4 separate regions of the Homo sapiens genome follow, and regions 1, 3 and 4 are each linked to region 2. The links are chromatin loops, found by intact Hi-C in ENCODE. Cell type or tissue: PC-9. All regions are shown on one strand. Each heading gives the region's core, and the rest is flanking DNA. Links, peaks and the distances in the headings are about the cores only.

Region 1 (7,483 bases), core at 863-5,862, 320 kb after region 2:
CTTGAACTCCTGGGCTCAGGTGATCCTTCCACCTCAGCCTCCCAAGTAGCTGGGGCTATAGTTGTGCACCACCATGCCCAGCTAAATTTTTTTATGTTTTGTTTTTTTGTAGAGATGGGGTCTTGCTATGTTGCAATTTGGGGTCTCAAATTCGTGGGCTCAAGTGATCCTCCTGCTTTGGCCTCCCAAAGTGCTGGGATTACAGGTGAGAGCCATCATACCTGGCCCCATGAATTTCTTTACACCTGCATCCAAGGGGAAAGCACAGTACCTGGAGCATAATAGGTGCTCATTAAACAGTCAATGAAGGAGGGCCAGGCATGGTGGCTCACGCCTGTAATCCCAGCACTTTGGGAGGCTGAGGTGGGCAGATCATAATGTCAAGAGATTGAGACCATCCTGGCCAACATGGTGAAACCCCATCTCTACTAAAAATACAAAAATCAGCTGGGCGTGGTGGCGTGCCTGTAGTCCTAGCTACTTGGGAGGCTGAGGCAGAAGAATCGCTTGAACCCAGGAGGTGGAGGTTGCAGTGAGCCGAGATCATGCCACTGCACTCCAGCCTGGTGACAGAGTGAGACTCTGTCTCAAAAAAGAAAATTGTTTATGAATGAATACATGAATTGCTTGAAGTATATAGGGCAGATATGATTATATCACAGATGAAAGCACTGAGCTCAGAGAGCCTAAGTCACGTGTCCAGGGGCACAGCAGCTGAGTATAAGGCAAAGCTGAGATTTCAATTCAAGGGCCCCTGACCCCAAGGCCTGCACTCTTTCCATTGGGTCATAATATATCCTTTGGCAAATGCCTATCAACTTGATTATCTCTTTTTATCCTTTCAACACATCCACTTTCACCGTATGTATTTTGTTTCTTTGAAGGAACGCTTGAGAAGACCAGCTCTCTGAAACTTCTTCCTGTGTGTTTTTGTTTTTAACTTTCAGCCATCATTGGCTAGTGAGTCCAACCTTCTCCAGCAGCGTGAGTCTGGTCTCAGCTCCAGCAGCTATGAGCTCAGTCAGTACATCAGAGATGCCCCGGAGCGGGATGATCCCCCAGCTTCAGCAGCTTGGAGTCCAGTTCAGGCTGGTGGGTTCTAAAATGATCAGAAGAGTTGATTGAATCTGATGTGGAAGGGCTGGGTGGCAAGTCTCTGGGAAAGTCAGCCTTACGATGGATCATTGTCCACCTCATTTGCTTATGTAGGTCACCTGGGCAGAGAGGTCAACTTTGGTTCCATTTTCTCTCTTTTTGCTTGTAATAGTAATTGCATCATAGCTGATTCCTGGAAGGGAACACTGCCCCTATCCATTATCAAGTTGGGAAAGGAGGCACTCAGTGGTGCTTTTAAGAAAGGGAAGACCAGAGAGAATTAGGAAAAGCAAAAGCAAGATGCAAAGCTTCATTGCTTTGTCTGGATGTAGGAACTTTGTCATGAGTATAGAGGCCATGAAAGCCAGAGACTCCTTGGCCTCTCAGCATCACTGAGAGTCTGGGCTGAGAGCATTATCATTTGGACTGAATCATCAAGCCCACGCATTGTATTCTGACACCTTCTCAGAGGCTTAAATCTGACTGGAGCAGGGAACATGGGCTTCTTCTAATTACACAACCCACCCAGAATCTTATTTTGGTTCAGGCAGAATTTGGGCAGAAATACATCTGTGGCATATTCCTAAACTAAAGAAAAGTGATGGAAGTAACGCTAACAATGTCCATCTGTGTCTGTTGGTCAGAAGATGTCTCCTCAGCTGGTCCCAAAGCACCCATGAAGTTCTACATCCCTCATGTTCCTGTGAGTTTCGGGCCAGGAGGTCAGCTGGTGCATGTAGGTCCCAGCTCTCCCACTGACGGGCAAGCAGCCCTTGTTGAACTGCACAGCATGGAGGTAAAGAAGACCCAGTGTCCCTGGAATGCTGGCACACTGCTTACCCAACTACTCCTAACATGCTTACCTTGCTTTCCTGTGCCTGAGCCGGGGCATCTCCAGGAATGGGATGCTCTTGCGGGAAACTGGGCCATGTACCCCCTGGATTAGGAGGGTGCAGGAATGGGTGGGGCTCTTCTCTGAAAGAATTGATGCTACAGTTGTGTTTTTCCTGAGATGTCAATGTCTCATCTTTAGCAACAAAATTCACTTTTTTCTTTCTGCTTTCTCCACAAGGCCTTGAGCCATATCCTAGCCCCACGGCCTTGGGGTCTGACACTAGACTTGACTGAAAGGGGCCTAGGGTGGCCACAGTCTTAAACACAAAATCTGATTGTTTTATTCCAGGTTATTCTTAATGATTCCGAAGAGCAAGAGGAGATGAGAAGTTTCTCAGGACCCTTGATTAGGTATAGTGCTGTAAGAGCTGCTGAGTAAGGGCTTTTGAAACCTAGAAAATCTTCCTGCCCAGATCAGCATTTTGGAGATTTGTTCTTGGTTTCCTTGGAAAAAAATATCTGTCCTTGTTGGAGTGGAATTCTCTGTGCTGCAAGATAGAACCAGATGTGGCCTGAGTCATTTTGACAAGCCATTCAATAGTTGAAGGACAGAAAGAAAAATTAGCATGACAGTTTAGAAATCTAAAACCAGTTCCATTATGCAGAGGCTGCATGGTTGGAAGTTTTAGCATTCCGTGTGCTTGATAGATGTTAGTAGAAAAGTGGAGCATCGCCTGGGAAGTCACTGACAAGTGGATCATAGCAGAAACAATTCTTGTAACAGTGGCTTTTTCCTGGAGAGGTAAATAAGATCGGCAGTGTTCAAGTTACAGAACAGTGTGCAAGTGAGCCCTCTGCAGTACTGAACTAGGACTGCTTTTAAATGTCTAGTTATATTTCTGATAAATGTAACTCAGGGCATCTTTGTTGAGGAGAGAGTCCTTGCTGGATGACAGCCCACGTGGGTCTCAGGCTCAGGCGTCTTACTGACTAGGAATACCATGGTGGACAGGTCAGTTAGCCCTCTCTGAACCTTAGTTTTCCCCTTGAGAAATGGTATAACACCTGCTCTCCCTACCCGAGGCTTGTCTATGAGTCTCAAGTCAGATTATGCACATGGAAAGTATCATCACTACTATATAAATGTATTCCTCAAATGGCATTTGACGGTTCCCTCAAGTAAAAATGAGTGTTATCTCTTTCTTACAAACAGGTATACAGATATGGGGCAAAAAAGCGAGTTGGGTATTCAAACACTGGGGTACTAAGCCTAACTTGGCTTTGATGTTATTGGATAATCTTGAGCAAATCATAATGCCAATCATATTGATCACTTAATATATGCCACACAATTTTCTAATTCCTTTTTGTATGGAGGTAGGTCCTTTTACTGTCCCTATTTTAGGGGACAAAGCTGAGGCTCAGAGGAGGTAAGAAACTTGTCTAAACAGAGAAGTGGCAGAGCCAGATTTAGATCCAGGGTTGTCTGACTCCAAAGTCTGCTTTTACTTGCTTTCCTGTGCAGTGACTTCAGGTCTCTGAGCCTCTGTTTCTTCATCTATAAAGGGGGTGCATGAGAGAATCTCTGAAATTTCTTCTTGTTCTATAAGAAAATAACTATCCTATAGCTATAGACTCATTACCTTAGCCCTGGCTTGTCAGATTTCTATCTCAATCACAGCCCAGCCAGCACTTGCACACTTAGGAGGAGCCTGGGGTCCGAAACAGGGAAGTGTCTGCCTGCTCACTCTTTGCTCCCTAAATTTTTTCCATGTAGGGAAGATGTACATAAGGTGGATATTATGACGTTTTGCCAGCAGAAAGCAGCTCAGAGCTGCAAATCTGAGACACTGGGGAGCAGAGACTCAGCTCTACTGTGGCAGCTCTTGGTTCTCCTTTGTCGCCAGAATGGGGTAAGTTCTGTTCTGGTGGGAGAGCAGGTGCAGGCTGAAATTTAAGTCTTCATGGGATAGATAAGATTATGTTTATGACATGATTATGAAAAGCAATATTAAAGAAGCCACAAATTGCCCCAAGGGAAAAAATTGCTCAAATGTCAATGCGAGTTTGCTAACGCAGATCTTCCCTGATGATCTTCTTCCTTGGTCTGGGAAAATTGTACAGTTTCTGGGTTATTGCACCAGCCAGATAATATACCTGTGAAATTGTGAATGTTTCTGGTAAGCTTTATGGCTCCTGACAGGCAGAAAATAACCATGATAGTGATGCTGAAGTCTGAAATATAGCAATCTAACAAAGGACTGCCTTATGTTTGCATAATTGGCTTCCATGTGAAGAAGGCAGGCTCCCTGGTGCCTTCCTTCTCCAGCTGGGGCTGCCAGCCTGAGGACTCATAGGATTCTCCCCAGATGATCCTCTTTGCCTTACAGTCCATGGTGGGGTCTGACATCGCTGAGCTGCTAATGCAAGACTGCAAGAAGCTGGAGAAGTACAAGCGGCAGCCCCCTGTGGCCAACCTCATCAACCTGACCGATGAGGACTGGCCAGTGCTGAGCTCTGGGACCCCGAACCTGCTCACGGGAGAGATCCCCCCCAGTGTGGAGACACCTGCGCAGATCGTGGAGAAATTCACTAGGCTGCTCTACTATGGAAGGAAGAAGGCAAGTATGCCCTTCCCCCATACTTATTTTGAAAAAGCAATCACCATCCCTCTCCACCACTCACCGCTGCTCAAATTATGTGAATAGTATATACTCATTTCAGGGAGGATGCAAGAAGTTCGGAAAGACAGAACAAAGAAAATGAAAACACCCATAGTTCTACCACTAAAAGACAATGAACTATTAAATGAAATAAGCCAGGTACAGAAAAACAAACATCACATGTTCTCACTTATTTGTGGGATCTAAAAATCAAAACAATTGAACTCATGGAGATAGACAGTAGAAGGATGGTTATCAGAGGCTGGGAAGGGCAGTAGGGGAGGGTGGGAGGGAGGGTGGGTGGGTTAATGGGTGCAAAAAAAAGTTAGAATGAATAAGACTTAGTATTTGATAGCACAAAAGGGGAACTATAGTCCATAATAGCTTAATTGTACATTTAAAGATAACTAAAAGAGTATAATTGGGTTGTTTGTAACACAAAGGATAAAGGCTTGAGGGGATGGATGCCCCATTTATCAGGATGTGATTATTATACATTGCATGCCTGTACCAAAATATCTCATATTTTTTACTCCATAAATATATATACCTACTATGTACTCATACAAATTAAAAATAAAAAAGATAATACCTGTTAACATTTTGATACATTTACTTCCAGCATTTTCCCATGCATATATATTAAAAAGAAAATAAAATTGCATATACAGTTGTTTATTTCTCTTTTTAAACTTAAGATGATATGGTAAAATACCCTCATGGCATTATATATACCCCAATAGCGCCATTTAAAAAATAGTTATACAATATTCCATCATATTAATGTATCATATTTTATTTATCTATTCTACTATTATTGAATATTTAGACTATTTATAATTTTGTCAACCACTATAAATTATACCATTTACACATCTTGTTACATAAGTCTTTGCCTGATCTTTTAAATTTTTTAGGGCAGATTCCTAGAAGTGGAATTATTGGGTATATAAAGGGCATGCACTTTTAAAAGGTTCTTTATATATACACCAAATTAATTTCCAGGAAGTTTGTTTACAAATACTCCTGCTGCTATATCTAAGGCTTCCTATCAATATTGAATATAGATGCTCCATGACTTACAATGTTTACATCCCAATAAACCCATCATTAAATAGAAAATATCATAAGTTAAAAATGCATTTGATACACCTAACCCGACATCATAACTTAGCCTAGCCTACCTCAAATGTGCTCAGAATGTTTACCATAACCCACAAAATCATCTAAGCCAGAGTCTGTTTTATAATAAGGTGCTAAATATCTCATATAATTTATTGAATATGCTACTGAAAGTGAAAAACAGAATGGTTGTATGGGCACTTGAATTACAGTTTCTACCGAATGTGTATTGATTTCACAGCATTGTAAAGTCAAAAACTCATAAAGCAGGGACTGTCTGTACTTTAAACAGATGAAGATTGATTTCTAGCTTAATTTTGAAGTTGAGATTATGCTTTACAAAATTCATAAAAATTTAAGTATTTGGATAGATAATTAAAATCAATTTGAATCAATTTAATTCAAAAATTAAAATATAAAAAAGATATACTTGGGAAATGATGCTCCCACCCCCTAGTCACCCAGTTTTCCTCTCAGAAATATCCAGAGAAATTTTATGCATATATTGTTATTTTCTCTTTTCTAAAAAATAGCATGCTGTATACCATTTCTGTACCTTCCCTTTTTGATTTTACAAAATACCTCAGAAAACACTCTATATTAGAGTTGCCGAACTTTTTCTATAATTGGACAGATGTAAAAAATGTAAAATGTAAACATTTTACATTTTGCAAGCCATGGGGTCTCTATTACAACTACTCAGGTCTGCCCTTATAGTGTGAAAGCAGCCACAGAAAATATGTAAATGAATGGAGGTGGCCGTGTTTCAGTAAACTTCATTTTGGATATAGAAATTTGAGTTACCATATAATTATAATGCATAATGAAATTAAAAAAAAATTTTTTCCAATCACTTAAAAAGGTAATAACTATTCTGAGGCTATGGCCAGTACCAAAATAGGCAGTGTGCTGGATTTGGCCTTTAGGCCATATTTTGCTGACCTCTGCTCTATAGCCTATATAAATGCCTTTCTCATTATTTCTTATGTTGGCATAGTTTTCTACTGATAAATTATAATTAATTTAACTAAACCCCCTATAGCTTGACATTAAGAGTACTTCCAATCTTTTGCAATTACAATGTTGCAATGAATAATCACTGTCATTTTGCCCACTGTGAGAGAATATATGTAAGATAAATTTCCAGAGGCAGAAGTGTTGGGTCAAAGGATATAGTTTATGATTTTGATAGATATTGACAAATGGCCTTTTAGAGATTGTGCCAATTCACTCTACCAGCAATGCAAAAGAGTGCCTGTTTTCATACATTCTCACCACAGTGTGTTTCAAACTCTTTGATAGGTGCCAATCTGAGAAGTGAAAAAATGCTGGGCGTGGTGGCTCACGCCTGTAATCCCAGCACTTTGGGAGGTGGGCGGATCACTTGAGGCCAGGAGTTTTGAGACCAGCCTGGGTGACATGGAGAAACCCCGTCTCTACAAAAAATACAAAAATTAGCCAGGCATGATGGCATGGCCTGTAGTCCCAGCTACTTGGGAGGCTGAGGCATGAGAATCACTTAAACCTGGGAAGTGGAGGTTGCAGTGAGCTGAGATCATGCCACTGCACTCCAACCTGGGCAACAGAGAGACACTGTCTCAAAAGAAAAAATTATCAGCTAATTTAAATTTTTTTTGTAGATATGGGGTCTTGCTATGTTGCCAGGGCTGGTCTCAAACTCCTGGGCTCAAGTGATCCTCTCCCTCCACCTCCCAAAGTGTAGGGATTACAGGTGTGAGCCACCGCACCGGGCCTGCATTTCTCTTATT
Region 2 (7,483 bases), core at 1,260-6,259:
ACAAAAAATTAGCTGGGCATGGTGACAGATGCCTGTAATCCCAGCTACTCGGGAGGCTGAGGCAGGAGAATCACTTGAACTCAGGAGGCGGAGGTTGCAGTGAGCCGAGATGGCACCATTGCACTCCAGCTTGAGAAACAAGAGAGAGACTCCATCTCAAAAAAAAAGAAGATAACTATAATGTGAGACTCAAAGTTTGGACATTTTAGGGAAAACAGGGGAGAATAGACAGCAGCCATGAAAGAGGAAGACAGCTATCACAGACATTATGGTATGAGGAAAAACGGCCATCCACTGACAAAACTTAATGGAAGATAGTGTCTTCAGGGAAGATCTCAGTTCTTGTAAGACTAAGAAGTTAAGGGACCCCTTCAGAGAAAAGGTGGAAGAAACAGCTGGTTTTGCTGATGATGAACCTGGAATTGCAGTGGACACAGTGAAAGGGTTTCAAGAGGTGGAGAAGGACAAGTGGAAGACAGTGTCAGAAAAGAGAATACACAGAGCCATAGGGAGAGTACATACAGCGTGGTGGATGAGGGTTACCCAGGTGTTTAGGGTTACTCATGATGACTGGTATAAAAAGGGATAAAGGACATAAGATGTTGTTTTAGAAAATTATTTATCATGGACAGTTATATTATGAGACAAAAGGTGGCCCAAGCGCAGGTAACTCAATTGACTAATTTGCACCTTGGTTCTGGAAAAGGCATGCTTCCTGACTTTCTGCTATCTATACTTAAAGCTATTTCATCTCTTACAGTACTAAATTGAATAAAATGTAGGTAAGGGCAAAAAGATGGCAAATGATTTGTTTATATTACTCCTTACTAATAGCTCTGAGAAAAGACTGCTGACAGTACATTTGGTTAAAATGAAGATTTTGAATAGTTTGGATAATTAGAAATGTTCTATACTAATATTCACTTTACCAATTTTTATTATCTACTTAATATAAACACAGCAACATACACAACTTGTTCTAGAAAAGTCTGGCCTTTATTCAGTTATTTTAATAAAATTAAATTTAAGAATATTAAAATGCTGGAAAAGGGTTACAGGTAGGGAGATGATAACAAAAGTAAAAGATATTTTCAATGGCAAGAGAAAAAGAATGAGCAAGTTCTTCATGGAGGCATATTAACAAGCCTCTTGGAAGTAGCAATGCCGGCCGGGCGCGGTGGCTCATGCCTGTAATCCCAGCACTTTGGGAGGCCGAGGCGGGTGGATCATGAGGTCAGGAGATCGAGACCATCCTGGCTAACAAGGTGAAACCCCGTCTCTACTAAAAATACAAAAAATTAGCCGGGCGCGGTGGCGGGCGCCTGTAGTCCCAGCTACTCGGGAGGCTGAGGCAGGAGAATGGCGTGAACCCGGGAAGCGGAGCTTGCAGTGAGCCGAGATTGTGCCACTGCAGTCCACAGTCCGGCCTGGGTGACAGAGCGAGACTCCGTCTCAAAAAAAAAAAAAAAAAAAAAAAAAAAAGAAAGTAGCAATGCCTATTAAAATACAAGAAGAAACTGGAATTGTTTTATTGGTAGTATTGTTACCACATTAAAAAATGCTGAGAAAGAGAAGGGATAGGTAAGAGAAGGAACAGGGAAGGAAGGAGGAGCAAGAGAAGAGAAAGGGGAGGTAGGGATCCACAGAGGAGAATTAAGAAATGTGTTTCCTGTTGCTTCTTTTGAACTCACCTTTCTGGAAGGTGACTTACTGAATGGATATTCTACCTACATCTTTCTAGTTATTTATATAGTTTTGGCAATTAATCTTTCTCCTTCATTGAATCATATCTTCTCCTTCCCTTTCATTATTCCTCTTCTTTGTCAATATTATATTCACTTATTTTTTTATATGGTGGAAATTGGGAATTATGATGATTTTACAGAGTAGTTTTATCATACCAGATCAGAATATCAATTACCTGATTAATCACCAATAAGCAAATAAATGAGATAGCTGTGGAAGGATTTGTAAACTGTAACAGTTTGAGGAATAAAATAGTAATAGCATGTGATAAGTTTAAGAGTTTTTTAATTTAGAAGAACAGAAAGTACACCTAGAACTAGATGCCTGTCCTGGTTACATTCTGTCTACCTCGCCAGATCTATTCTACTCTCTGCCCTTCTTGACCTTGTTACATGTTTCAGGAAGCTGACCTCTACAGAATACATCAAAAAGCAATCTTTTTCTGCCTTCGAGTTAGATTTGGCCAGTAGGTGACACTGGCAAGAAATCAGAAGGCAGAAGAAAAGAGTTGGAGTGTTTATTCTGTCTTACTTCCTCCCTGCTGGCCATTTTTGTTTGGTATAGAGACTGTGTTCTTTTGTGCATAACCACAGCAACTGTCAAGCAGCATTCTCATGCAGCTACAGTTCTCTAGGTTCCAGAAACATCACTTTCTTCCCTTGCCTTGGAAGCCCAGGGTGATAACTGCTTTCTGCGACTGCTAGCTCGTGGGTGCTTCCTCATCCTTAGTTAGGTCCTTTATGCTGCCCACACATCTGCAAATAGTCCCTCCAATAAACCTCTTTCAATTAATCCAATTAATGACATTTGTTTTTGCTAGGAAGTACTGATGTAATTCCCAATGGCCCCTCGAGATCATTTGCAGGGCCAGGCCTATATAATCCAACCCCTTCCCATTCCAAACTCCTCAGTTTAACTCAGTATCTCTTCCATTGTTTCTTAGTGAAAATCCAGCCCTATCTTGTGAAACCCACTCCTTCATGAAGATAACATATCTTTATGACATTAGCAGCCTTTTAGACTTACCTATATCTTCATCAAGCCTTTATTTTTATAATCCAACTTTTCAAAATGCAAACAAAAACTAGGTAATTTCAGGAATTTACTCAGAAAAGGAAACTAACTTTCCTGAATAATATCCATCTCACCTCCTTCTCCTTGTTGAGCAATACCAACTGGCTGTCTGTGAGGATGCAATACTTCCGCTCCCACGTTGTTGTCTCGGTGTAGGGTGACTGACCACAAGACAGACGGTGGGTGGGTGGTCCTTTCACATCTGCATGAGAAAAGGGAAAAACAAAAGTGACAAATCATTATCTTGCTTAGTAAACCAGTATTTCAAATGTAAAATTCTTCCAAATCAAATAAAGAGGTGAGCCTAAACACGAATCTCAATGGTAAATTTAAAGCTTCCTCTTAAGAAAATGAAAACTATTATATACAGAATAAGGAAAAAATAGCCCTATGACCTTCAGAGAAGAGGGCTGAAACACTCTGGGAAGAACTGTTAGTGCAAACTTTACATAGTAATTACCACTGTATATAAACTATAATAATGAGAGGTTGCTTCAGAGCTTAACCAGTATCGTTTAAAATACAGAAGCAGAGTGACTCAGACACCTTCCCTAGTCTTTAGGAGAAAGATGATGTTACATGTACACTTTGAGAACACTGTTAACCCAGAACTCTGAGAGTAAATGTATCAGCAGACTAGGCCTTCCAAATGGCTTTACACTCACAGGAATTGACAATGTTTAAACAACAGCATCGTATTACCACTAGAGGCCAGCAAGATCTTAAAAACATGGAAAATAATTTTCTTAAGAAAATATCTAAATATATTACCATGATGTTTCTTAAAGGTGGAGGTACCCGATATTAAAGCAAAATGTCTCAGCAATTCCCAACTGTCTCATTTCCTTATAAAATACCAAGTGGTTACTAACATCTCTGTCATTTTCAATTTTTTTGATATAAAATGTTTACTCATTTGGGCTGCTGGAACTGGGCACATATTTTAATTTATAAGTACACATTAGCTCCATTAAGTAAAGCTTTTATGACAGTTCGATATATATTAAAAGTTCTTCAGGCATGAGGAACTAATTCTTCTCAGGAATATACTATAGAGACTACTTAACATGCATTATCATTACTTAGTTATTATGCTAAAGTAAAAACTCAAATTGAAAAGATTAGAAAACCAATACCCATGAGGGCAGGGGAGTTGTAAATCATAAAAAAGTACATTATATCTATTATATGAGTATTTTTCATTATCACTGCTTTCTGTAAAATTTTTGTCTTTTGTCACAGGATGATAGGTATATTACTGGCACTGGCTTGACTTCAAGGAAAGGCAAATAATTTCCTAGGTGTCTTACATTATAATTAACCAAATATGCATAATTATAGCTGGAGTTCTGTAGAACGTTAGCAACAAGTCAGTTGCTATATGTCTCTCTTCATAGAACTACGTAGGTCTCTGTTTATAAATCCCTTTATGTGTTCAATATTGTCTTCATTGTTTCTTCTGGTTTAACTTCCTGTCCTCTCTAAGGCTATCTAAACTGCGCTGCATGTTTGGGGGTTTATCAACTCCCCCCAAAGATAATTCAAGGTCCAAGAACCAACAGTGTTATTAGGGCTTGGTTAGACATGTTACTAATTCTTAGAAGTTCACTGTTTTGTCTTTTCTTCCCTTATTTTCTGTTTGTATCTCCTCCGCACTATGCACAGCATTACATGCTACATCTGTAGCATCTCCAATCTACACCAACCCTCTCTCCCCTACCCTCAACCCTCCCCTTGTAGTCTAAGCATCTTAAATTATTTTATGTTAGAACTGCATCTTTAGTTCTTCCAAAGTTTTCTTCTGACTTCAAAATCTCAAAATTATCACAAAAAAGCTCTAATGAAACTGACTCTTAATCCTTTTGTACATATATAGGATATTCTTGCCTACATTTAAAAGCCATGTCAAAACCAATTTTCTTCACATGATTTGGACAAAAATATGGGTTACAATTTTACCACACGTAGGCCTATTTTTAGAGTCAAATACCAAGACGACTTCAACAGAAAAAGATGCATCTACTTTATGTAGAAATATGAATAGTTTTGTGGTCTAAACAATTAGAAACTTTGACAAAATTAGACAATTTATGGTCATTCAAATAACTAGCTTTATTATATAAGTTAGCCATGGGTGACCTAAACTGCGTACTGTAAGCTTTACTGTAAATTAACTTTAGCAAGAAAACACTGATAAACCCTGTCCATAAAAATTTTAATACAGGATATTGATTAATAGCACAACCCAGGTTTCCTGACAAAATATAAATCTGTATCAACACTGAATTTAAGAAAATCTAAATTCTCTTTTCTGTGAGATCCTAATAAATTCTCTTAAAGCCTCACTGTCTAATATTCTCCCTTTGTCCAACCTAATCCTTTTCCTAATTTCTTCATGGTATTGTGAAAACAAGACAATGTCTCAAAAAAACATTCTGGAACCCCGAACCATCCCCCTCTAGTGCTAAAGATAAGAAGAAATAGAGAACAATGAAATAGAGAGCAATGCTTCTATATTAAAAAAAAATTATGTCTGTCTAAACAGAGGGATTTATTAGCCATCCTATAGATTTTACAGCTTCTTTTTCTAATGCCCATTTTTGGTCATTTTATGAGAATGTATACCAAGGGGGGAAAAAAAACAAGAAAAAAAGTGATAGTTTCTGTTCTTTTTAGCACTTCTCTATTATCTAAAAGGCATTTTAAGTAATAAAATTATGTTTTTTAAAATAACCTATATTTAACTTATATAGGTTATGTTATATCATGTTCTCATTTCCAGGGCTAAATGAAGGTTTAAAAGCAAGTAAGCAAGGCCTGTATACTGAGACTATACACGTTACCAGGACAAGCTCAGATTTTTGTCCCATTTCACCTTGCCAATCCTATCTTATTTTTTGCTCTAGTGACTTACTTTTAATTTCTGACTTCCAATTATTTTTAGTATCTAAAATTCACTAGAGAAAAGAATAACTAACTTAGAATCACACAGAAGAATCTTAATAGCAAAACTGAAAACAATTTTGGATTTGCTCTGTCCATTCCTAGGAGGATACTAAGGACAATGAATGCTGGCCTCATTACAAAAATTAAATTTTAGAAACATTAAAAAGAATCAGAGGTAAGTCAATGGATCTCTTTGTAAATACTTCTTTAAAACTGTATTATTCTGTAGACCAGCAATTCTCCACTTTCTTGACTGCAGGACTCCTTTAGGCTTTAAAATTACTGAGGACTTCAGTATATGGGTTATATCAATATGGGTTTATATGGGTTATATCAATATTTACCATGTTAGAAATTAAAACTGAGAAATTTAAAAAATATGAATTCATTTAACAATAACACTCCTACTGCATGTTAACATAGGTAACACATTTTTAATGAAATGTAACTGTTTTCAAAAAAAATTAAAAGAGCGACTCTTTTATATTTTTGCAAATCTCTTTAAAGTCTGGCTGAATAGAAGACAGCAAGGTTTTTATATCTGTTTCTACATTCAATCTATTGCTTTGTGTTCTTCTGGTTGATATACACAAAGAAAATCTGGACTCACAAATATGTAGTTGGAAAAGGAAAGAGTGGTTTAATAATATTTTCAAATAACTATGAATATTCTTCGTTAATACTATACCAAACCTGACAAGCAGTTGCTTTTCAAAAGTTAGTATACAATGTGTAATCTGAAACCAAATCAATGAACTTTTCGTATTCTGTTACATCAAAAACCACTGGTCCACCTTGTCCTTTGAGTGCATCTTTCACCCCATGTATGTGAGTTTATAAACATCATGCACCGATCAGTTAAAAAATATTGGTTCATTCAGATTTGCAGATATTCCAAATATTGACACCTTTCATTATATAATATCAAAAAAGTCACATTCATCAATCTTCAGAAAAGTTTTGATCTCATCAGAAAAGACTTCAAGTACTACTGGGAAGCTGCCAAGCTCAAAGTTGCAGATGCAAATTTTCTAACATTCTAATTTTTGCTTTTAGTCTTAAATTTTATCATTAGCAATAAATACTCTTGGTTGTTTCCCTGAAGTGATAAGTTTATGTCTTCCTTTTTTCAGAAAATGTCTGCCATATAACCAAGACTGAATAACCATAATTAGTCTTATAGTTCTACTATAAAAAATAGTTTTAAACTATCAGATCGGGGGGGTCCTGGAGATCTAGCATTCCACAGACCACATGCTAAAAACCACTGCTTAGAAAACAGAAAGTCAATGAGGTATTCTAAGAAAATATGGCAATACTAGTTTGTAACAAGATGAAGAAAGTGGGGGAAAGACCAGAGGTCTTAACAATGTATGGGAGACTGATGTAATGGCCTGGTTTAGGGATGGTCAGGGTCTGAAACAGATCAGTTATAGTGAAAATGGTAACAAACAGACCATGTGAGCCAGATTTTGAAATAGGAATCAACAGGACAGGTAACTTTCTAGTTGTTTGTGGTGGATGAATAACACAAAAGAGATGAGAGAATAAAAGAGTCACTAATAAAAATACAAATTGATAAAAGTTAATAAAGCAGGTTATGTAACTATAATATATAACAGGAAGTCCAATATAGATGGTTTTCAAAAAAGGAAGAAAGATAACCTAAAAGGGAAGCTTATTTGAAGTATTCAATGCAATCTATTATTTCCAAATA
Region 3 (7,483 bases), core at 1,196-6,195, 230 kb after region 2:
AAAGGCAAAGTCCTTACCATGGCACACGGGGCTCTGCTGAGCTGGAGTCTGTCACCTCTCTCCACTCTCCTCCTATGCTCTCCTACTCCAACCATAGCAGCCTCCTTGTTGCTCTAAGCACATTTTCATCTCAAGTCCTCTGCATTGGCTCTTCTCTCGTTTGGAAAAGTTTCTTCTCCACAGATGTCTACATGGCGAACTCCATCACTTCACTCATTCATTCGTTCGTTCGTTTATTAGAAACAGGCTCTTGCTATGTTACCCAGACTGGTCTTGAACTCCCGGCCTCAAGTGATCCTCCCACTTCTGTCTCCTGAGTTGCTGCAATTACAGGTGCAAGCCACTGCACCCAGCTTTCCATCACTTCCATCAAGTCTTTTTCAACTGTCACCTCAATGACCACCTCATGGTTACCCTGACCACCCTAACTGAATTGCAACCTGCCTCCTTCACCACAACTCTCCCAATTGCCCTTATTTTGATCTATGTTTCCCCCGAAAGCACTTGTCAGCTTGTAATATATTATATAACCTACTTATTTTTCTTTATTTTATCTTCCTCAGCTAGACTGTAAGCCCCACAAGGGCAGGAATCTGTGTTTGTTTCATCCACGAATATATCTGAAGCACCCAGAACACTACCTAGCATGTGGTCAGTGCTCAATAAATATTTGTAGTATTTGATACATAAAGATTTTTAAATCCAGAGAGAGCAAACCAGATAAGTGACACACCTTACAGAATGCTGCCTCAACATGTTTGCTCCTAATTGGGTTTGCTACTATGGGGACAATCATAGCTTATATATTTTAAGACCTTTGTGGTGCTGTATCTTACAAATGCCATAAAATATGCTACTCCTGTTTTGGAAGTCAAGAACTGAGAGTTGTTGAACTACTTCTACACGCACAGCCCACAGCTAAATCTATATAGTTGCTGGAAATTTCACTTTAGCAGCACCCCTGCATGTTTGGGGTGAAATAGAATAAGGCATTAGTCCTGTGACCTCCAGTCTGTGCCAGGTCAGTGGGAGTTAAAAGCCAAATTGTTGGAGTGTCCTTTTCTGAAGTGAGTTAGTACCGGAAACTCAAATGCCAAAAAAGAGAGAGAGAAAGAGAGAGGGAGGGAGGGAGAGATTATACTTCACGTATCTATTTTTATGTTATTGGGCTTCATCACAATCTCCCCCTAAAACGGTTGACCCAGCAGGACAGAGAGATCTCAGCAGCCCTCACTTACCCCTGGTGAAAACCACCATCTCGGAAAGCCCTCCGCCTTCCCCCCCTCACAGGACAATGCTCTTAATTAGCTTCACCATATTTCCCAGAGAACAAAAGCTCCCCACCCCTTACAGGAAAAGCTTTTGCAGGAGATATCTCACTGGGGAAGCGCCAGGCGCACAACAGGGAGAGGAGAACATACAGGCTGTTCTGAGCTCTGCAAAGAGACACAAACTCTGGATTCTCTAGGGAGTCTCAGAGGTTAGCCCAGCACATTTTTTCTCCACGTGACAAGCACGTGCTTCATATACCCTGAGGTGGCCAACTTCAGAGGGCCCCTTTCCTCCTCTCTCTCCTTCAGTCACTAGCTGGGGGGCTGGGGTTAGAAACCTTGGGGGTGGCAAAATAAGCTGGAATAATCTTTAGAATTGAGTATCTGAGAAGCAGTAGGAGAGGAACAGGGAGTTTATTTCAGGTGACAGACACAGAGCAGGCCCCTATTTTTTTTTTCCTGAGACTAATAATATTTCTGGAATGAGGATGCTTGAATCATATGTCGCTTCATACCACTGTGTGGGAAGTCTCAGTTATGAGCCCAACAATCAAAGACATGGTGGTGCTTTGAAGACTTGGTGGGGGGCCTTGCAAAGGCGTCTAGAAGCATGCTGGGGGGAGGCATGTGGGGGGGGCAATGTGATTGCAAGCAAAAAGGGCAATTAAGGAAGAAAAAGACTGCCTCACCTTGGCCTGTTTGGGGCCAAAGAAGATGGGGCTGAAAAATCTTCTCTCAACAGTTTTGTTCCTCCCATTAAACGTGTTTTTTGAAAAACAGAGGAAAAAAAATCTTGCTTAAATGCCTCTTCCTGAGTAAGTTCACTGTCAGGAAAGGAAAATCCAAACGCTCGAATATTCTATTTTTGTGTCCAGAGGCTCCAGCCCCTGCACACAGACTCTTCCTCACTCTGAAGGAAAGGAAACTGGGCGGGAGACCTCCCTGTCACAGAGGCCGGAATTGAGGAACCTGTGTCCCTCCAAGGCCTGTTCTCCATACATTCGGCTTCCATTTTAGGAAATGAGGATATAGTGCAGGCTGCTTTGGGATTGGCCTGAGGGTGGAGTTAGTGGTTTAAAAAAAAAAGTGCTCCTTTGACTATTCTCCAGGCAAGCAGCAAGCGCGGAACTAGACTTTAATTAAATTGGGAGGTTTAAACGGCTGCATTAGTATTACACTTCCTCTGGTCATTAAAGTTTACTGCCATCACCTGCTTCTCAGCTAACATGTAGATAAGGACGAGAGGCCTGATTAAGAGTTTTACATTTTGATGTGTGAGCAAAGTGAAAGCTGTAAGTCAGTCATAGCAGTAATAAAACAGCAGTTACCTAGGAAGATAAAGCCCCTCTTCGTACGTTCCACATTAATTTTGTACACTGATCCATACATTTGTCTGTAGTTTCCCCCTCTGCATTGCCTTTATTTAATTAATTTTTTAAATGGACACATAATAATTGTGTATGTTTATAGGATACATAGGAATGCTGCAATACATATAATGTATAGTGATCAGATCAGGATAATTAGCATCTCCATCATCTCAAATATTTATCACTTCTTTGTGTTGGGAACATTCAATAGGCACTGCCTTTAAATGATGGTAAGTGCTAAGGGTGTCCAACCTGGGAACTGGGGTTTGGACCACCACTCTTCCTCTCAATCCAGTGTGGCTCTTCCTCCTTCTGCACTTTACTAGAGATGGCCCTTTTCAAGGACTGTAAGGGACACAGAGAAGGGCAGTCCAGCTTGTGATAGTCACATTTTTAAGCTATTCCTGTTTCCTCTGCCATCCAGCATGGGAAGCAGACCTTAAAAACAGACCTCAGTTTGAAAGGATTTCAAGGGAAGCTGGTAAATGGAGATGGAGGAAGGAAACCGGAAAGGTCCAGTTAAAGAGAGACTGATTCCTATGGCTTTGCTTGTTTATTACTACTCCAAGGTAGCACTGACCCTGGCATAGACAGGTCCTCCTAAAATGCAGATCTTATTAGGGAACCACCATTCCCCTGCTCTTAACCCTTCAGTGGTTCCCCAGTGACCGGAGGATGATGTCTAGGTAGCCCAGTTATGATTTACAAGACTCTTCATGAGCTGGCCCCAGTCTACCGCGAGCTCTCCATGCTGTTCAGCACACCCCCACTACCACGGGGCCAGCCCTACTGCCTTTCTTTCAGTTCCTCAAATATACTGTTTCTTCTCTCCCCCAGCCTTCAAACATGCTCTTTCTCCCTCTGCTCCTAACTCATCCTTCCTTTCATTGGACATTTCTACCCCAGGGAAGCCTTCTGTTACCACCCTGGCTCTGGATTAGGCTTCTCTCCTGTGAACACCCACAAACCTCCTGCTTTACCTACCACGTAACACACTGCTCTGGAATCATTGTGCTTGCTGGCCTGTCTCTCCAACTGAACTGTAAACACATGAGGGCAGCACTAAGCGTTTGCCTTGTCCAGTGTTGTACTCCCAGTAGCTGGCACACAGTAGTGCTCTGCAAGTATTTGTTGAATAAATGGCTACTGTGCAATATGACAATTGAAAGCCCAGTGGTACTTCCCAGATTTACATTCGACATGTTTATTTTAGTTAAGTCACTGCTAAGACACAGGAAGGGCCCTGAATTAGACATGTGTTGTAATTAGGCTGCCCTGACCTCCTCTTCTCCCTTTCACTTTATTCCAAGGCCCTCTCTCATCCCACCTTTTCCACGATGCCTTCTCAGGAATCCTGGTTTGCAGTCATCCGAGTCAGCTTAGGGGCCACTCCCTGTGTGTACATTTACTGGCAAACGTCTGCGTCAGATTTTGTAATTTAAAAAAAATTTTTTTTACTGTTCATTTGAAAATTACTATTAATTATAATTGCTTTTAAATGATTTTACAATTTTGTCTTATCTTTTCCAGGTTTTTCTTGATAGTAGGAAGGATGTTTTCTTTTATTAATCCTGTTGATACCTAATGCTTTTGCAGTACACAATTTGTGTTTAATGAATACACACGAGATAACTTAAACTCTAATTTTTCTTTAGAAATTGAATTTATTATAGTGCCATTGTGGAAATGAATACTAGATCTGTTTGGTGATGTGGCAACTGCACTAAGTTTCTTAAAGGAAACTGTGGTTCCAGGATGGGCTTGGAAGCTGTAGCCCAGAACTATGTGGGCACCGCATCCCTGGTGGGTTGGCAGGAACAGGAAGCCCGCAGCCAGAAAAAACATTGTTCCATGGTGCCCTCTAGTGAGCCAAGGCGCCACCAGGTCAGAAGTCAGGGCCAGAGGCCCTCCAACCTCGGCAGGAAGCAGGATCATCCGGGGAGCCTGACAAAACTGTAGATGTCAGTGCTCCTTCCCAGAATGCCAAGCCAGCAGGGAGATCAAGCCCTTCAATCAGCATCTTCAGGGATCTGATGCACACAGTCCTCAGATCACACTTTGTGAAGTACTGACTAGGTGATGCTCATCAGAAAAAAACTCTCCAGATACATAATCTGAGAACACCCACGCCCATTCTTCTGCTCCTAGGGATGGATCACTGACTTCTTGCTTACTACTCAAGGATGGATTTGGATGAGAAAGACAGAGAGAGGAGAGAGAGAGAGAGGGAAGAAACAGTGTCTACATCTCTGGTATGAATCCAGTACACACAAGAATATTGAGCAGCAAAAAATGGATGGAAACACTGAGCGAATGTTTTAGGGAGGATTGTGTCACCCTCTTTTGATACCTATCTCCAATCCAATAAAGCACTAATGAAGAGCGCTACTTTCCTCATTTTGTACCCTTCCTGGCAACAAGGGTGGGGAGGTGCCTGGCTTTTATCAAGCAAACCATCCACGGCCACCACTATGTCAGACTTTTAAAGTATATCATCTCTAGAAGTCCCTGGAATCATAGAGAGTGAGGCATTCTTTGTACCATACAGAGGGAAGGATTGCTGGACAACTGGTTCAAGCATAGGCAACAGAGAGAATTCACTTTCATGTGTCTGTATTTATGTTCTGTTAACAAACTCACTGTAAAGATAAATACGGTAACAACTGCATCACTTTCTCATTCATAAAAAGGGCCAATTCATGACCAGAAACCCAATAGACAGTGCTCATCAATGACAAAAAAAAAAAAACCACTTCAAATCCCCACCAGTACTTTTCTTCCTTCCTCTTGAAAATTTTATTATTATTATTATTATTATTTATTTATTTATTTATTTTTGAGACAGAGTCTCGCTCTGTTGCCCAGGCTGGAGTGCAGCAGCACAATCTCAGCTCACTGAAGCCTCTACCTCCCGGGTTCAAGCGATTCTTGTGCCTTAGCCTCTTGAGTAGCTGGGATTACAGGCATGTACCATCACATCCACCTAATTTTTGTATTTTTAGTAGAGATGGGGTTTCACCATGTTGGTCAGGCTGCTCTCTAACTTCTGGCCTCAGGTGATCTGCCCGCCTCGGCCTCCCAAAGTCCTGGGATTGCAGGGGTAAGCCATCACGCCCGGCCTCCCTCTTGATAATTTTAAATGAAGGCTGCCGCTTTACTAAGGGGCTGTTCACAAACTAAAATGTTTGTTGAACCTTGCGAGGTGATAAATTACTCTGATGTGAAGTCTACTACTCAAGTGTAAGTCTTTTATGTACTTGTTCATGTGTTAATTTTACCTAATGAATTCATTTAAACGGCAAAACTACATTTATTGAATGTCTACTATATGTCTGGACACTGTGTTGGGCTCAAGAAGTATAAAGGAGCACTGGGTAAGGCTGACTGCCTATACAGGGGTCAGCGTCTAGAGGGGACATTATCTGATGCAGTGTGATGGGTACTCTACCAGAAATATGAACCCAGGGCTAGGATAGCACAGGACAATTATTACCTCTCTCCATGGGAACCAGCTGAATAGAGAAATGCTATCACAGACACACTCTAATATTCTAATACTTGATGAACGTTGGAATTTTCATGGGGATTAGTTAAGACCACATCATTAATTTTCAAATGTTTTAAGACAAAAGAGTTATCAAATCTCTGTTCTCACACATAATGTTTTTTTAATCTCCTCCATTCCCCGTGACTGTAGCTTTTTTTTTTTTTTTTTTTTTTTTTGTGGTTTGAAACAAACTATGAGGTGCTGGGCTGATGCCATCTGATTTCAGTCTTGCTTATTTGCTTGTCCGGAAAACTTTAAGCATAGACTCACAGAGCCCTTAATGAGAATGCTCATTAAAAAGCCGTCTGAAATGGTGAAACAAATTACATGCACAACACAGCCCACTCTTTTCCTCTTCATTTCCTTCTTTCCCTCCCAGCCTGCAGCATTATAAACGACAAGGTGAAGTGAATCATCAGGTCAAAAAAAGGCACTGCCGAATGGGTCTATCCGTACCTCGTCGCTTTGATGACATTTCTCTTGCTTCACTGCAGCACTAAAATGTTGCCCAAACAGCAGGAGGGCCCTGCACAAGTAATGATGGCCTTGGTTAAAGCCTTTGATTGTGTGTATTTGGGTGGAACTTTAACTTGTAATTGCCGAATGCACACACTGTCTGATTTCAGAGCCTCTCCCTGGAAGGCTTGTTTATTCCTGGTAAAGGCAAAATTTCCTTCTTTCCAGGTGTATCTTTGACCACTTTATGAAGGTTTCTTCAGGAGTATTACTTCAGGATGGTAGAGATCATATTCAGGGCAGGCCTGGCTACAAGGCATCTTATTAAAACACTCTCCACCCCTGGGTCTGTGAGGAAACCTGAGGGAAATCGGGAGTTTCAGGAGCTAGGACATATTTCCTGCCTCCCAGCTTAACAGGAAGTGATGGTGACGGCTGTCCACTGGGAGGAAGAGAGGGGAGGTGGGTGTTTTTTTTTTTTCTTCTTTTATCCTGGGGTATGCAAAAGGAAGGCTACAGATGCCAAACAATCCTTCCACACCTGGTAGCTGGGGCAATATTTGTGGGGAAAAGGAAATCCTTCCCTCCATCTTGCTCCTTAATTTATAGAATTCACTGGGGTTGAGGCACTTATAATTAAATACTTGCAACACTGCTTTTTTTCTCTGCTGAGGTAGAGAGACTACCACCTTTAAAGTCAGAAGACTGGGGTTTAGGCCCTGACTTTTTATTGATTGCTCTTGGTTTGACTCTTAAGAATTCACCAAACATTTGTAAATCTGTGTCTACCATATGCCAGGTACCTAGCTAGGCACTGAGAATACACAAATAGCGAAGTC
Region 4 (7,483 bases), core at 1,369-6,368, 93 kb after region 2:
AGAAAGAAAAGGAAGGGAAAGAAAAGAAAAAACTTTTTTTTAAAGAAAGTTTAAAGAATTTCCAAATAGAATTAAGTTTTACAAAGCGTCATGTCATAAAATCATGTCCTCAGTTTTTCAAAAGTGCTGATTTAATTTTTATTATTTTCAATATAAAAATTCATTATATTATGAACAAAAGTAATTTATTTTACTGTTGCAAGGCTTTCCCAACAAATAATTTTCCAATCAGAAAAAGGAGGGTTGGGGCAGAAAAGACAGTTTGTTATTTATTGTGGTCTTTAACATTCAATAACCTGACTTGCGTTTATCCTATGAACCATATTTAAAGAGCATTATGCTGCTAGGAGATAGAGATAAAATACACCAGAAGATTATCAGTCAATGTTTGTGAAGGAAAATCAACAGATGTAATTGTCACATGAATCCACACTGATTTATTTGTCATGGCAGAAAAACCTGAAAATTTTGGGATGAGTTCCCTCAAACGTGATCTAGATTTAAATATATTTTTTTCGCTGCTTCCTGTTTCGCTATGTAAAAATTTGACCCTACTAAGAGCCTTTGTTTTTTTAAAAAAATAATTTCCCTGATTCTCTAATTGTGACTCAGTCTGGCTGTCTCTATCTGCCTTCTGCCAGGGATCGGCTTCTCTGTGGGAACTGGAAATGTGCACATACCCAAGAAGTAATGCAAGATATCTCACTTTCCCCAGGGGCAGTGCCAACAACCTAGGACTTCAGACTTCTGTACTTCCTTCCCCTAAACCAGTGCCTTGGAGACAGAATGCAAAGGAAATAGCTGGCCAGACTCAGAGGAGGAAGTACTGAAAGAAATATATTCATTTGCCTACTTAGATACAGATCAAAAACTGAAGAAGACTGTAGGTTGCTAAATTGCTTACCATCTTCTTCCCTTTTAGACTCGTTTCTACCTTTAGAAGCTAAATGTGTCCATTTATTGAGAAGTTGATGAAGCTAGTTCAACATCACATGTATGTGTGTGTGTATATACACACATACACTAATGGTTTGTTTAAAGAAAATAAATCTACTTCACATTTATATAGATGTGTCATCTAAAACAGCTGTCCTAAGCATATCCATAGACTGCCTCAGAAGAAACACAGATTTGAAAAGCATTCTGTATTTGAACACTTTTAATTTTAAAATAATTTATTCATATTTTTAAAAGTTCTTCGTTCATGTGCTATTGCACTTCTACCTAATGCATTTTTTTGTCTTTTAGTTAATTTCATGCATTTCTCTTTGTACTCTCCAAGGTGCCTAACAGAGTAGATAATAGACTGTCATCAAATATTTACTGAAATAAAAGTAGTATAACAAGATACCAAATATTAACAGTTGGAGGGACAGGGAAAAGAAAAAAGATAGCACAGAGTACCACGAAACTCTGGGGGCATTAATTTTCAACTCCCTTTCCCATCCCCACCTCCGACCCCCTCACTGTTAAAAATTATTTAAATCAGCATTGCTAGCAAGTTCTCTTAAGGGGTCTTGAGTTTTTATTTAGGTCCATATGCTCCTTCACCTCCACAGTCTGTGTTATACAGTTATGAAATGTATGCATGTGTTCAGGTGTCTATCAAGGGTTATTTTTATAATAATTAGATTCACATAAGTCTTTTGAGACTGAGAAACTGTCTTTTCTTTCTGCAAAATGAAGTTTTCCTTTATCCAGTGTGTGTTGTTATTAAAGCCTCAGGATTTTGCTACAATTCATTCGTTTTTTATTTCATTCATTAAATAAACATTTACTTATTGTCTGTGTGCCACAAACCTTTCTAGGTCTTAAGGACTATTTTTACATTTTCTTTAAATGAAATAAATGAATTGATATCACAGTTGCTATACTAGAGGCCCTTTGGGGATACAGCAAGATTATAGGCTAGGAATTACCCAAGTCAGCTTGGGAAAGTCAAGGAAAGCTTTGAAGACAAGACAGCATTTGAAAGTAAGCAGAAATCTGTACTGAACAAAAGCTAACGTGTAAACGGCAGAGAAAGAAATTTTATTTCATATAATTTCTACTGAAATTCGTGCAACCCAAAGTTTGGTTCACAGGCTTCTGATGATCCACAAACTGTTACCAGGCTATGTCAAGATGGATATAATAATAGAGGATAAGTATTTAGAAACCTTCATTGCAATTTGACAGTAATATTATGTCTGTTGAATCTAAATTTTAAAATTATGGCTTGTTTTTGTATGTGTTTTTTTTTCATTTATCTATTCATTTATATTATATTTAACAAAATTATTGGCTCACAACATACTGAAATTTTTTAAAAGCACATACAGTTTGAGAAGTGCTATTATTAACTGCGTCTAATTCTGCCTGTAACTCTAAAGTTGTTCCCACTTTTAAGCTCCTTTTGAGTTCTAGAGTGTATGCTAAGAGGTTTTTCCACTGACTTCAGGAAGAACCTTCTATCATTTGGATGATTTTAATTAAGGATCATGCTAACAATTCAGCTAGGCTGACCGAAAGCATCCTAAGTATCTCTCAGTGGAGTGAACAGTAGCTGTTTCACATTCTGTGGCACATATTATCAAAAGAAAAAGCAATTAGATGGTGATAGAATACTATTCTATTTAATTCTCCTAATACCTGAAGCCATTAATCCTTACTATTCTTCTGAGAGACAAGCCTTACATCTCTTTGGCATCATCTTTATTTAAAGAACTCAAGTGAATTGTTATAAAAATAAGAGTTTAATTCACATACAAATTCAACTAAGGACAGGTCTTCACCACCTAAAAACCTATGCTCTAAAATGGACAACTCACAGTGACTGTTTATTCCGGCTACATATAGGGGATTTTTTTTTTTTTTAACTATGAAATTACAACAAAGTTTAATATGCATAAGATCACGCATATGAGAAGCATACCAATTTGGAAATTAAACCCTCAAGTCAGAATCTTTCACAAAAATCATTAGATCACGGACTCCTTGTTCTTTACTTTGCACGTAGTTTATTCTAGCTAGATAGATTCCTTCCTGTCAATCTTATCAGTAGCAGCTTTCTTTTTAGATTTCAATGAATCAGTACACCAATGCAGTTCATAAAGCATCAAAAGATTTGATAGGAATTACAAAACAAAAATTAGAACTTAATGAACATATTCAGTTAATCTTAGAAGTGTAAAACCACAAACAAATATTTTAGATACCACTCTGTGTGTAAGGCCTTACACATTTTGTTACCTCTTTTCCTCTAACTGTTCAGAGTATTCTTTTGGTTTTATAAAATTAAGTACCTTCAGTTCTCTTGTGCCTATTTTTGAGATATTGGAAAATATAGACATATACGTAAGAAAACCAAGTAGTCAGCCAACAGCAAGATGAAAAAGAAAATAAACAGGCTAGACTCACTTCTTTGCGATCCCTCCTTCAAGGAAAAAGAAATACACAGTATATACCTGTGTTTCTCAAACTCATTTTAGACCAGATAATTCTTTCTGCGGAAGGTGGGGTAGGGGGCTGAAGGAAAGCTGTCCTGTGAACTCAAGGATGTTTATTTAGCAGCATCCCTGGCATCCACCCACTAGATGTCAGTAGCACACCCTTGCCCCCTTGACATGACACTACTCAGCATGCCCCCAGTTGAGAACCACTGGTTCACAGCACAAAGCAGTAGTTTCAACTTTGTTTTCCCAACATGTACCATCAGTTTACAAAAACAATTGGACATGCATCTCTATCCAGGTGTATTTATAAATTACATTCGTGGACTGCTGTAAATATACATTGCAAAAGATAGAAACATAAATTTAAACACAATGAGAAAAAAACACATAAATAGATGTGCTAATAATTTTATCCTGAACCCCAGAGGATTATCTTTGTACTCCCAGGGATGTATACACCATACTTTTGAGACAACTGGTATAGATTATTTTCAGATTTGATTATCTTATTGGCTCATTTACTGTTTTTTACAGTGAGACTGCGAGGTCATTGGGTTGTGTAGAACATATTCGTGCCATTTATAAACTAGATATAATCACTCCAATATACAATGTAACAGAAATGCTGTGGCCTTTACTGAAAAGTGAAATAACTCTAAAGCTTCCAGAAAAATGTATTCGTTAAATTTTTGGTTCTACAGAAAAGTATACTCATAAGACCAATGACTCAGGATGAATTCTCTGGTTTACTTTGGTCTTTCTTTCTCCTGTATCTGGTACTTGTATTCAAGGATAGACAGATGTCAGCATTTCTACCACACAGTCCTACAACCCTATTTACAAATGGACCCCACTAATGTAGCAAGAATTGGTTATTATATCCTCACATGACAATCAATTTTTATTTAACAAAATTTGTGGAATACATACCAAGGAATATAAGAACTGTAATTATGCTATTGCTGAAGGTCTCTTATTTTATGCCATAATGATTAGCCATAAAATAGTAGTTTGGGAGAATATTATCAGTCATTCATGTAGTAACTCATGGTTGATAATGATGCAGCTGGTATCAATGTCATCACTCCAGATTTACACAGGTAACATAAATCAACATTTGAAGCGAACCACAATAATTGCTATGGTTATTTGCCTTTATCTTGAATGCTTCTAACTACCATATGGGTCTCAATTTTATAACTGGCACCAGTAAATATGGCTCTATATTAAGTGAACTCAGTGGTCCCATCAGAGAAACAGTATTCATAGCTTTTTAGAGGGTATAAAATTTAGAAATTAGGTACTTTTAGTGACTCCTGTGGTTCATCACCCTCAAGCAAAACAATTTAAGCTAGTATACAGATATCTGTAAATAATGAAGAGTATCATTTGCCTTCTAAATAGTAACACTCATTCAATAAATGTTGAATTAGGATCACAGAATGTAAGCTTAAGAATCATAGAATCCGAATGTAAGTTGAAGAATTTTACTACTTCTAAGTTTTATTTGAACATGCTTTTGAGAGGAAATACTTTAAATAATCTGCAAAGTAAAATTCCTTTAGTGGCAGACTTTTTGGTGATGTAATTAATATCGTACTAAAAATGAAACTGCCATCATCCATTTCCTATTATGACCAAGTGACCGATACTGAACTTGCCCTCCTATAAACACCTAGAAAACCAGACAAAATATATGAAACAACTTTTTTTCAGATGCTAGACAACAGAGCACAGGACTGTGATCCCTAAGAAAAGGAAAACCTATCAATAAATCCTATAATAATCCCAGATTTTAAGCAGGAGTCATGTTTTGAAAACTGGTACAAGGAGAGGGAACATAGGCAGAATACAATGGCCTCAATGAATTTGAGGAAACAGAAATGGGAGTTTAGGGAGACTGAGACTGGTAGAATTTTCAGGGTAGAATACCAAAGAAAAGGGAGTTACAAAGAGAAAATGATCCAGAAATGTACAGAAATCCCCTTGAGTTATTGGTTGAATATTAAAGTGTATGTAAGTAGGATTAAACTTCATGACTGAAGGCAAAGAAAACTGCTAGGGAGATATAAGCTGAAAAGTTCCATAACTTACTCAGGGCTGGAGGTCATTTGGGATCCTTCAAGTCAAAGAGGAAGAGACTTTGTTGAATACCCAGAGCATTGTATAGCTATCTTCCAAAGGGTTACACATTGGTATTAATAGTAAGAGTAAATTAGTCCTAGAAAAAAAAGCATACTTTGGGGCCAGGTGCTGTGGCTCACACCTGTAATTCTAGTGCTTTGAGAGGCCAAGATGGAAGAACTCCTTGAGGACAGGAGTTCAAGGTTACAGTGAAGCTATGACTGTACTTCTGCAGAGTGAGACTCTGTCTCTTAGAAAAAGAAAAGTAAAAAGGGTACTTCAGATCCACCCTAATAAAGCTTTCAATCAAGCCTCAAAACTAGCAAGCTGATTCTCAAGAAGTTTAAACCCAGTCATAATTAAAGAAAGACAACAAAAATCAAACCATCAAAAATGTAAAAATTGTTTCCCAAGTAACAGTTTTTCCGGTTGTGGTTCACCTTTTGTGAACTTTTTTTCAGATACTAGACAACAGAGAGCACAGGACTGGTTCACCTTTTGTGAACTTCAACCAGAAAAAAGAAAATCAGTCAGTAGGTACAATACCTACTGAAATGACAGACATGATAGAATTAGGAAAGACTATAAAACAGCTATTATAAACATATTCAATGTGCTAACAAGGAGAGAAGTGAAAGATATTTTTTAAAGGACCAAATAGAAGTTCTAGAATTAAAAAATACAGTATCTAACATGAAAAATTTACTTGATGAATAGAACAGTAGATTAAATACCACAAAGAAAATATCAGTGAACAATAAGATATGGCAATCTAAAATACACCAATTGAAAAACAGAGTGGGGGAAAAAGGGCTGAAAACAGTGGCCAGTGGCCTATGGAGGTTATCAAGGAATCCCTGGTGAAAAAAATAGAAAGGGAGGAGAAACAAATATAGTTGAAGAAATAAGCCGGGTGCAGTGGATCACACCTATAATCCCAGCACTTTGGGAGGCCGAGGCAGGAGGATTGCTTTAGGCCAGGAGTTCGAGACCAACCTGGGCAACACAGAGACCCTTCTCTCCACAAAAAATAAAAATGAACAATTGGTAAGGCATGGTGGCACATGCTTGTAGTCCTAACTACTCAGAAAGTTGAGGCGGGAGGATCACTAGAGCCCAGGAGTTGGAGGCTGAAGTGAGCTATGATTGTACCACTGTCATCTAGCATGGGCAACACAGAGAGACCCTGCCTGCCCAACCCCCCAAAAAAAGAAAGAAAAAAGAAAAAGGAAGAAAGAAGGCTGAAATGTTTTTGAAATTTGAACTAAAAATCCATAAAACCAACAACAAATCCCATGCAGGATAAAACCAAGAAAACCACACCAAGACACATAATAATTAAATTACTGAAAACTGGTTATATAGAAACAAAATAATAATAACAGCCAGAGGAGGGTAAGTATTACATGCAGGGGAACAAATAGGAGAATGACTGCTGACTACTACTCATCGGAAAGAATCAAGCCTCAAGATGATGGAACAAGACTTTAAATGTACAGAAAGAAAAGAAATGAAATTCTATAATTAGTAAAACATACCATACCCTTCAAAAATGAAGGCAAAATACTTTTTTAAAAAGCTGAGTGAATTCACTTCCAACAGACCTTATTTAAGCCTAATGTAAGCAGAAGTAAAAAAAATAACAGAGTAGAAATCAATGGAAATGAAAACGGAGAATCAACAGAGAAAAACAAACAAAACCAGAAGCTGGTTCTTTGAATAGATCAACAAAATAGATAAATCTCTACCCAGTATAAGAAAATAAAAAGGAGAGAAGATAAATTGTCAGTATCAGAAGAAAAAAAAAAAGAGAAAAGTCATCACTACTGATCACATGGACGTTATGCGGACAATAAATGTTACAAACAACACTTTGTCCATAAATATGATAACTTAAATGAAAAATTCCTTAAAAGATGTAATTT

Evidence for each region. A loop is a pair of places that touch in the nucleus more often than their neighbours do. Peaks named below come from ENCODE experiments on the same cell type or tissue, not always from the same donor. Only the 100,000 strongest peaks of a DNase experiment are listed, where the experiment ranks them.
Region 1: it touches region 2 in a loop (6-fold over the local background); 40 of 110 quality-filtered maps call a loop at or near these places.
Region 3: a loop joins it to region 2, with 10 times the contacts of the local background. A loop is called at or near these places in 18 of 110 quality-filtered maps.
Region 4: it touches region 2 in a loop (4-fold over the local background); 6 of 110 quality-filtered maps call a loop at or near these places.

What each region holds. Positions count from the first base shown.
Region 1 is chr1:177,955,199-177,962,681 of GRCh38, reverse strand. CRYZL2P-SEC16B (CRYZL2P-SEC16B readthrough) reads left to right here. Exons shown (of 32, transcript NM_001356506.2): 12 at 948-1,092; 13 at 1,743-1,891; 14 at 2,279-2,340; 15 at 3,707-3,842; 16 at 4,320-4,550. SEC16B (SEC16 homolog B, endoplasmic reticulum export factor) reads left to right here. Exons shown (of 26, transcript NM_033127.4): 6 at 948-1,092; 7 at 1,743-1,891; 8 at 2,279-2,340; 9 at 3,707-3,842; 10 at 4,320-4,550. Among named protein-coding and RNA genes, the nearest start is that of SEC16B, 11 kb to the left of the region's middle. RefSeq lists an enhancer at 2,388-2,889. In PC-9, for the core only: CTCF peaks have their summits at 2,565 and 2,767; no DNase peak of the experiment used is centred there.
Region 2 is chr1:178,279,103-178,286,585 of GRCh38, reverse strand. RASAL2 (RAS protein activator like 2) reads right to left here. Exons shown (of 18, transcript NM_170692.4): 2 at 2,895-3,022. Among named protein-coding and RNA genes, the nearest start is that of RASAL2, 190 kb to the right of the region's middle. RefSeq lists an enhancer at 1,833-2,640. In PC-9, for the core only: a CTCF peak has its summit at 3,509 (motif pointing right); a DNase peak (open chromatin) is centred at 3,545; H3K27ac peaks cover 884 bases.
Region 3 is chr1:178,052,321-178,059,803 of GRCh38, reverse strand. No RefSeq gene overlaps it. Among named protein-coding and RNA genes, the nearest start is that of CRYZL2P-SEC16B, 18 kb to the right of the region's middle. In PC-9, for the core only: no CTCF peak of the experiment used is centred there; a DNase peak (open chromatin) is centred at 1,773; H3K4me3 peaks cover 291 bases; H3K27ac peaks cover 1,230 bases.
Region 4 is chr1:178,186,110-178,193,592 of GRCh38, reverse strand. All of the region lies in intron 1 of RASAL2 (RAS protein activator like 2), which reads right to left. Among named protein-coding and RNA genes, the nearest start is that of RASAL2, 96 kb to the right of the region's middle. In PC-9, for the core only: a CTCF peak has its summit at 3,610 (motif pointing right); no DNase peak of the experiment used is centred there; H3K27ac peaks cover 694 bases.